Regions from separate parts of the Homo sapiens genome. Here all the other regions are linked to region 2. The links are chromatin contacts, found by Hi-C or POLR2A ChIA-PET in ENCODE. All regions are on one chromosome and are shown on one strand. The core of a region is the stretch at or near the end of the contact, and the rest is flanking DNA. Distances in the headings are between cores, read along the strand shown.

The links. A loop is a pair of places that touch in the nucleus more often than their neighbours do. ChIA-PET counts read pairs that join two places held with the same protein, here RNA polymerase II (POLR2A). Pooled maps may share reads with other maps.
Region 1: a loop to region 2 is called in a map of gastrocnemius medialis, with 2.2 times the contacts of the local background. The contact joins two enhancer-like sites. A Hi-C loop is called at or near these places in 2 of 168 maps with a recorded cell type or tissue (HepG2 and gastrocnemius medialis).
Region 3: a map of PC-9 shows a loop between it and region 2 (5-fold over the local background). The contact joins two enhancer-like sites. A Hi-C loop is called at or near these places in 3 of 168 maps with a recorded cell type or tissue (PC-3, PC-9 and psoas muscle) and 1 of 50 pooled maps. POLR2A ChIA-PET finds 5 or more read pairs at or near these places in 1 of 52 experiments (AG04450).

The regions. Positions count from the first base shown.
Region 1 is chr2:226,149,673-226,152,707 of GRCh38, forward strand. The region is part of intron 2 of LOC646736 (a long non-coding RNA gene); the gene reads left to right. Among named protein-coding and RNA genes, the nearest start is that of MIR5702, 510 kb to the right of the region's middle. Within about 2 kb of position 1,684, at least 2 of the 41 ENCODE cell types and tissues checked have a DNase peak (open chromatin) inside an H3K27ac peak, as active enhancers do; they include gastrocnemius medialis, where a contact is called at or near this core.
Region 2 is chr2:226,648,601-226,651,510 of GRCh38, forward strand. No RefSeq gene overlaps it. Among named protein-coding and RNA genes, the nearest start is that of MIR5702, 8.7 kb to the right of the region's middle. RefSeq lists enhancers at 597-1,512, 1,513-2,426, 1,514-1,643, 1,533-1,827 and a silencer at 1,784-1,873. Within about 2 kb of position 1,616, at least 30 of the 41 ENCODE cell types and tissues checked have a DNase peak (open chromatin) inside an H3K27ac peak, as active enhancers do; they include PC-9 and gastrocnemius medialis, where a contact is called at or near this core.
Region 3 is chr2:226,337,378-226,340,300 of GRCh38, forward strand. No RefSeq gene overlaps it. Among named protein-coding and RNA genes, the nearest start is that of MIR5702, 320 kb to the right of the region's middle. Within about 2 kb of position 1,671, at least 2 of the 41 ENCODE cell types and tissues checked have a DNase peak (open chromatin) inside an H3K27ac peak, as active enhancers do; they include PC-9, where a contact is called at or near this core.

The DNA of each region.
Region 1 (3,035 bases), core at 434-2,933, 500 kb before region 2:
CTAAATGCAAAATTGATCAAGATGAATTATTTTAACATCATTGGTGATATTTATAAATATGGTTTACAATATCTTTGCTTACCTCCTTTTCTCTGATTTTTCTTTTTGGTATTTACGTTAGAAAGGACCAATAGGGGCCGGGTGCGGTGGCTCACGCCTATAATCCCAGAACTTTGGGAGGCAGAGGCGGGCGGATCACGAGGTCAGGAGATCCAGACCATCCTGGCTAACACAGTGAAACCCCATCTCTACTAAAAATACAAAAAATTAGCCGGGCATGGTGGCGGGTGCCTGTAGTCCCAGCTACTCGGGAGGCTGAGGCAGGAGAATGGTGTAAAACCCAGGAGGCAGAGCTTGCAGTGAGAATCCGTCTCAAAAAAAAAAAAAAAAGAAAAACAGAAAAGACCAGTAGGTAGTGACTTTCTACTCTTTATATGCCTGAAAAAAAAAAAAAAAAAAAAACTATCTGTCTATCTATCTATCTATCTTCTCTAATTAACAGTTTAGCACTACATAGAATTTGTGGATTATAGTCTCTTTGTCATTTGGAAAACTTTGTTAATGAGAAGCTTGCTGCATCTGATTGTAATAGTTTTTTAGGAAATCCGTTATGCTTTTTAATAACATTACTATTATTTGTGTATGCTCAATGATCTATAGTTTAGTCTGGTGTGAAGTTTAGATTTATTTGTATTTATTCTTCTCTAGATGGAATCTATTTTAATCTAAGGGCTTACTTTTTCTTCAATTACAGAAAATGTCTGCCAATATTCCTCTTCTGCCATTTCTTCTAGAATCTTCTGGTGGAGCAACTTCTAAAACTTTGTTGTGGTTTCCCATCTTAATTCCATGTCTTTTAACTGCTTTTTGAGTACTTTTATCTCTTTATTTCAGTGGTTCTAACTGGGCGAGGGGTAGTCACCTGGACATTGGACAATCCAGTTTTGGTTGTCGCAACTGGGGAGGGGGTGCTATGGGCATGTAGTGGGTAGAGGTTATAGATGCTGCTAAAACTCTGCAATGTACAGGACACTCCCCACAACAAATAATTATTTAGCCCTAAGTGACAAAAGTGTTGATGAGAAATCCTACTTTATTTCTGTGCCCCACCTTCTAGATGAATTCTTTGTTACTATTTTTCAGTTCACCAAATCTCCTTGCTGCTATCTTGAGAGTATTCCATATATTGAGATTTTATTTTAAATTAAGATTTTTTTTAAATTTCCAGTCTTTCTCATTTTAATAATGCCTGGATATCTTATATCTACCCATGTTTGCTTCATAAATTCTTGTTCATTTACTGCATTCTAAGTTCTTTATTCATTACATGATTTAAAGCACACTCATTTTAAAATCATTTTTGCACATTCTATTATTTTCGTTTTCCTTGGGGTGAATTAACCTTCAAATTGTTGGTTGTCTGTCTTAGCATTAGTTTACTTTCTGTGTTTTAATAGCTTAGGTTGCAGGCTGATATTAAATGGAAATTTTAGTTCTCCTTTTCTTCCTACATACTTTCACCCCACCCTTTTATTTTTTTCCTTTAACAATTTTTCACAGTTGCCTGAAGTTGGATAGCAGTCTGGGGCTAGATCTTATGCTAGCTATTGAGACCTTTCCCACAGTGATACTGAGAACAATGTTGATCAACTCATGAAACCAGAGGGCAGCTTGACCCAAGTCTTGGTTGCTAGGTGATGCCTGCTCCTTTGACGTCCCTGGTTTATAATTATAACTACAGTGTAGCTTCAGGCTCTAGTTAGACTTAGCTTGTTTTTTTTCAACCTCTTTTCAAGGAGATGAGCTTCCTCAGCCCTCAGTTTTCAGTAAAGAGACTGCCTCAGTGAACAATATTTATTCTGGTAATGCCACATGTATCATTTCAGAATCCCTGCATACTTGAAGCTTTAAGTTCATTTTATCTTTTTTCATCCACAGAAATATTTAACTTTTACTTGTGGTTCATATGCATAGTCATTTCTTCTTTTTATATTTTACCATTATGCTATACGTCTGGTGCAGATGGGGTCCTTAAATATCTGAAATTACATTATCCCAACTAGAAGTCTCCTGGCTCCTAGTTCAAATAATAAACTAATACTTAACCATTTTTATAGTTATTTTAAAGGTTTTATTTTTAATAACAAATACGAGTAGAATTATATCAGTTATCTTTCCAGTGACACTTAAGATTTTTTCCTTAATTAGCCTATTTAAATAAACTATAGTTTTATATAACCAAATATAACTTCATAGTTACATTCCTGTCATAAATTCTCTTTGCTATTCCTATTTCAAAATATTAAATTCAATATTTTAAATGTAATATTTATACCAATATTTTAAATATAATATTTATACCAATATTTAAAATAGAGATTAGTTGTCACCTTTTATTTTAGTCTATTTATTAAATTTTATTTTAAACTTTTATTTATAAGATAAATTGATAGGTCCATTGAAATATTTCTCTAGGTTATTGAAAAAAGTATGTTATATTTATAAATACCAATTATTCAGAAATTTGGTGAATAAGTCCATCATTCAATCTGGTTCAGGACTATTTGGAGGATTTGTTCTTTCGAAATTATCTCAATGTTTTTGGCTATCTATTATAGGAGTATTAAACCACAATAATCTTTACCAAGTTATTCAAACATATTTCCCATATGTTATGGCATCCGCTACTCATTGATTTCTTTTTTTTAATCTCAATATTTCCTCTTAGACTGTGTAGTAAACATTCTGAGGTATTTTATGCTATTATAACAGATTACACACATATTTAAATAATAATTTGGCTTGAAATAAAAGTGTGGTAGAATTTATTTTTCTTCATAATTTAAAAATATTTCTATGTTTCTATTTTATATCCAGCATTGGTACTGAAAAATTTGGCATCAATCTGATTATTATTTTGCCATGATTTATTCTTCCTCTATAGAGACTTTTAGAATAATATATTTCCCTCCAATGTTTTAAAATATTGCTGCAATATGTCAAGATGTAGGTTTTTAATTCTCTCCAAATTGATA
Region 2 (2,910 bases), core at 366-2,865:
TTGTGGATGCACCAATCGGCACTCTGTATCTAGCTAATCTGGTGGGGACTTGGAAAATCTTTATGTCTAGCCGAGGGATTGTAAATACATTAATCGGCACTCTGTATCTAGCTCAAGGTTTGTAAATGCACCAATCAGCACTCTGTGTCTAGCTCAGGGTTTGTAACTACACCAATCAGCACTCTGTATCTGGCTAATCTAGTGGGGAGGGGGAGAACTTTTGTGTCTAGCTCAGGGATTGTAAACACACCTATCAGCACCCTGTCAAAACGGACCAATCAGCTCTCTGTAAAACAGACCAATTGGCTCTCTGTAAAATGGACCAATCAGCAGGATGTGGGTGGGGCCAGATAAGAGAATAAAAGCAGGCTGCCCCTGCCAGCAGTGGCAACCTGCTTGGGTCCCCTTCTACACTGTGAAGGCTTTGTTTTTTCACTCTTTGCAATAAATCTTGTTGCTGCTCACTCTTTGGGTCCACACTGCCTTTAGGAGCTGTAACACTCATCATGAAGGTTTACAGCTTCACTTCTGAAGCCAGCAAGACCATGAACCCACCAGAAGGAAAAAACTCCGAACACACCCAAACAGCAGAAGGAACACATCCAAACATCAGAAGGAACAAACTCCGGACACGCCCGCCGCCTTTAAGAACTGTAATACCTCGAGGGTCCACGGCCTCATTCTTGAAATCAGTGAGACCAAGAACCCACCAATTCCGGACACGTGATGATTACCGATGCTGAGCAATTTTTCATGTTTTTTGACCACTTGTATGTCCTTTTTGAGAAGTGTCTGTTCATGTCTTTTGCCCATTTTTAATGAGGTTGTTTTTTACCTGTTGATTTGCTCAAGTTCCCTATAGATTCTGCATATTTCGCCTTTGTCAGATGCATAGTTTGTGAATATCTTCCTCCATTTGGTAGGTTGTCTGTTTACTCTGCTGATACTCTGTTTTGCCACTTCATCTCCCATCCCCATTTTCTGGCCACAAACTGCAGCATAACTTTGGCCCCTTGAGCTAAAAAATAACAGCCTTTCCAGGGCAGCAGCAGCTGAAGAACCAGTAAAGGACCAGGCCAAGGTGTCCAGAGGGGAAGACAGATTCAGACTTGTCACTGAGCACAGGAAAGACATCAAATGCAAGAGCATGGAAGGGTAAAACCACCACCATTAGCCCTTACTGTGCCTGTGATTACATCCAGAGGCTGGGGAGCCCCCAGCACTCTGACTCTATTCCCTTTGCTGTTAACTTTCTGGTTTCCTCCTTCCCTTTTTCTCCAGGCTGCACTTTCCCCTCCCTCACAGTATCTCTGGAACAATCAGATTCAAGAAGGAGGTAACTGACAGGCAGGGCCTTTTCTATTTTATTCAGGCAACTCAGTGGGTGGTGGTGTCAAGGCCCCCCATGGGGTTACTGTACATGAAACAAGTCCATAAAACAAACGGTCAAACTCGGGTCGGGGCTGTTGCTAGTAAAGGGAGTTCCCGTTGTCTTAAATCACCCTGGATTGTTTACTGCAAAAGGCAGTGGTTAATCTGAAACACAGACAGAAATAACTGCAGCCTTGTGCCTCTGCATGTCTTGGCTGAGCCCAACTTTTGCATTCTAAGCACTGGAAGTACCAAGTGGCCAGGATGGCTGGAAGCCAAAAAGTAATGTTTCCTTTTGCTGTTGTTGAGAAAGGCATTCAGGAAAACAATTGAGCACAATAAGGGCCTTCCTGTTCCGGCAAGCAGGCAGCCGTGTGAACCACCCAGTAAACGTGGAGTGAGTCATCCTGGTGCACTGTAAGCTTCCTTCGCCTTTGTCAATAAGTTCGCTCAGAGGCAGCTGTGGGGAGCATGCAGAACACAGCCCCAGCAGGCTGCAATACTGCGGATTGCTCCCCTAGATTAGCATTTCCGAAATCTATTTCTCCCATCTCTCCAGGCACCACAGATTTCCCCCCAACAAAGTCAGCGTTTACACAGGGAAATGTCACAAACACATTTGTTTGGGAAAGGCATGGGCCATGCATCTCCCTCCAGCTGGGAAGTCGGTTCTGCAAGGGAAGTCTCACTGAGGCTTGCTCTTAAAACATTCAAAATGCCTAAATTTCATGGGATTTTCATTATGTGGTGTACACAAACTATGTTGACTAACATGCACTTGATTAATTGTAGCTGCCCATAAGGGGCAAATCACAATGATTGAGTTCAAATGAAACCAGCTATGTACAAAATTGATTAGAATGAGACAGGAAAGAGATAACACCTTAAAATGTGTTTTGACCTTTAATATTTCAGGCAGTGAGACTGAAATACTACGTTGTACTGAGATGTCCTGGGTCACTGAGAAGGACCTGGAGAGATGTAGGATGGTCAATGATTCCTTGATAGTGGTAAAGATGGAGCATGCTCTCTCTCTTTTCCTTTCCCTTTCTCTCAGTCTCTCTCCCTTTCTTTTTGCCTCTCTCCCCTACTTCTAGGGTATTCCATTTTGCCATGAATGGGTCTAAACTCTAAAAGATCTTTCAGAGCATGATCCAGTAGAGATGGCAGACTTGACATCATTCTTCATAACCATTCTTCATAACCTGTTCCAGGACCCCACCTACAATGGTGCTTAAACCAGAGTTAGAATGACTGACATTAAGTTTTAAGCATCCATTTTGCCTGCTCAAAAAGAGTTGCCACTAGCCATTCATGTTTTATTACAGCGAGACAATCTATTTAGGTAAGAGACAGTATGCTGGTATAGTATTTTGGGACAACTGTGAGTTTTGAGTCAAATGACACTGTTTGGGCCTGAACTGTTCTGTTTTCTAGATTTACCACCTGGAGAAGTCATCTGACTTCACTGTGCCTCAGTTTCCTCATCTTAGAATGGGGATAATAATAATGCCTGCCTCACAGAATTGCTATGAGGAT
Region 3 (2,923 bases), core at 421-2,920, 310 kb before region 2:
ATTCGCAATACTTAATGTTCATATTTTGAGTAAAGGAAGCTAAAACCATCTTTTCTTTTTGGTACTACATGCATTAGCAAAAGGTTAGGTAAGTTTGTGAAGTCATATTTAACATCTCAAAAAATAATCTTGCGTGTTCCATAGTTTTGTATTAAATCGGTCATGTCATAGGCACTACGTCAAGTACAAATAGGTTGTTTACTTGTTTACAGTCGTATAGTAACAAATTCTCCCTCACAGCTTCAGATTGGTATCTATAGACTTATAGTTCAAATACAATACCTGAATATCCCAAGTAGTTCTTCCTAAACCCAGTTGAGCATAGAAGAGATGTAACAGGGAGGTGCAGTGTGTGGAAGCTGCAAACAAGTAGGCCAAAATGAAAGGAATCTACACAGAAAATGAAATAACCAACACAAAAAAGAAACCTGCAGAATGGGAGAAAATATTTTCAAACCATGTATCTGATAAAGGGTTATTATCCAAAATATACAAGGAACTCAACATCAAGAAAACAAATAAACCAATTTTTTAATTGGGCAAAGACCCTGATTAGATAGAGTTTGAATCTTGCACTGGTAATATACCAGAGCCCTATTAGTTTAGTGATTAGGTATGAGGATAGGAAACACTTTCTGTAATCATATGAAAAAGCTGAATAAACTTAAAGTGAACATTTTTTTAGACCCAAGTAAAAGGAAAGAATAATCACCCAGAGAAGTCTCCACAGAAAAGGCCTAGAGAAAAAGAATTTACCAGAACCTTATTCAAGCCAGGAAGACATCTGTCCCCAACTAGTCCTCTCTAGCTTTCCTGTCTCACTAGGGAAGGGAACCATGGAAAAATACTTGGGAAGATCACAGCCCAGAGACACAAGTCAAGAAAAATACCAAATCAAGGACACTAGAGAAAGTTAAAACCTCCAGTCCTACAGCTACAGCAAACAATAAACACAGCACAGTTACCAGCCATATTCATATAAATCATCACACTGAAGGCCCAGTTATCTCAGTTCCTGTTACCCGATGCAACATGTCCAGCTTCCAAGAAAAAAGGATAAGGCATTCCAAACCAAGAAAAAAAAAAAAGGAAAAACAGTCTTAAGAGGCGTAGTAAACAACAGAAACAGACTCAGACATGACACAGATGTTGGACTTATCAGGCAGGGATTTAAAATAATTATAATTAATGCATCAAGGGCTCAATGGGAAAAAAGTAGACAGCATTCAAGAACAGTTGAGTAAAGTAAGCAAAGAGAAAAAACCCTAAGAAAGAAACAAAGGGAAATGTTAGATATTAATTTCTTTGATAAGCACATTAATACTCTAGACATCAGGAGACAGAATTGCTAAGAAATAATCAAAAGCAAATTCTAGAATTTAAAAACAATATGAGAGTAATAAAAAATACCTTTAATGGGCTTGTTAATAGACTGAGAAAAGAATCAATGAGCTTGAAGGTATATCACTAGAAACTTCCCAAACTGAAATGCAAAGAGAGAAAAGACTAAATAAAACAGAAGAGAACATCCAAGAACTCTAGCAACAATTTCAAAAGGTGCAATGTGCAAACAATTAAAATACTAGAAGAAGAAAAAAGAATGGAGCATAAATATTTGAGGTGACAATGACCTAGCACATTCTAACATTAATCACCAACACCAAACCACAGATTCAGGAAGCTGAGCAAACACCAAGCAGGAAAAATATCAAAAAACTGACACCTAGCATGTACTATCCAAATTACAGAACACCAAAAACAGAGAAAAAGTTTGAAGGAACTAGAGGAAAAAAAATCTTACCTATAAGGAACAAGGATAAGAACTACAAATGTACCATAACTCACCTACCATCAAATATACAATTTGAACAGCTCTATAGCTATCAAGAAAATTTAACTCATAATTTTAAAACCCCTAAAAATGGGATCTCCAGACTCAGAGTTTCAGTGGAGTTTTATCAAAGATTGAAAGGAGAATTAACACCAATTCTACATAATCTCTTCTAGGAAATAAAAAAAAGTGAACACTTTCCAATTAATCTTAGGAAGTTAGCATTACTTTGATACCCAAAACAGAAAAACATAGTACAAAAAATGAAAACTACACACCAACATGTCTCATAAATGTAGATATAAAAATCCTTAGCAAAATACTATCAAAAAGAATTCAGCAATATATAAAAATAATTATGCATGATAACAAAGTAGGATTTATTACAGATAATTTAAGCTTGTTCAACACTGGAAAAACAACCATTGTAGTTTACCTCATCAACAAGCTAGAAAAGAAAAGTAATATCATAACATCAATTAATACCAAAAAAGCATCTAACAAAATCCAACATTCATTCATATTGTAAAACTTCTCAGCAAACTAAGAATAGAGGAGAATTTCCTCAACTTAATAAAAAAAAATCTATTTGAAAAAAACAAATCCCTACAGATGACATCATACATATAATGAGAAACTAGACATTTTCTTCCTAAGGAGGGAAAGAAATTAGGCCAGAATGGGGTTTGAATCATGATCCCAAAAGGCACACTCCCAAACTCCATACTCTCTAATGTTGAAATCTTCTCTAAAGATCAAAATCTCTAAAGCCCAGATCCTTGTAATCTAAAATCCCTACCATGTAAAATCCCCAAAATCACAATCCCAAAAGATTAAAATCCCTAATGTTGAAATCCTAAAAGCTGGATTCTGGAGGAAGATTAGTGTGTTTTCAGCTGTACACACAATTAGTTGCTGAATGTTAGACACAACTATTACTTTGTTGTTGTCTTTATTTGCCAGTTAAGTATAATTTAAGGAGATATATATGGGTGCCAAACTGACAGTAGGTAGATTTGTGAACTTAATTTTAGGTGTCAACTTGAATGGATAAAGGAACACCTAGAAACGGAATAAAGCATAATTTTGGGT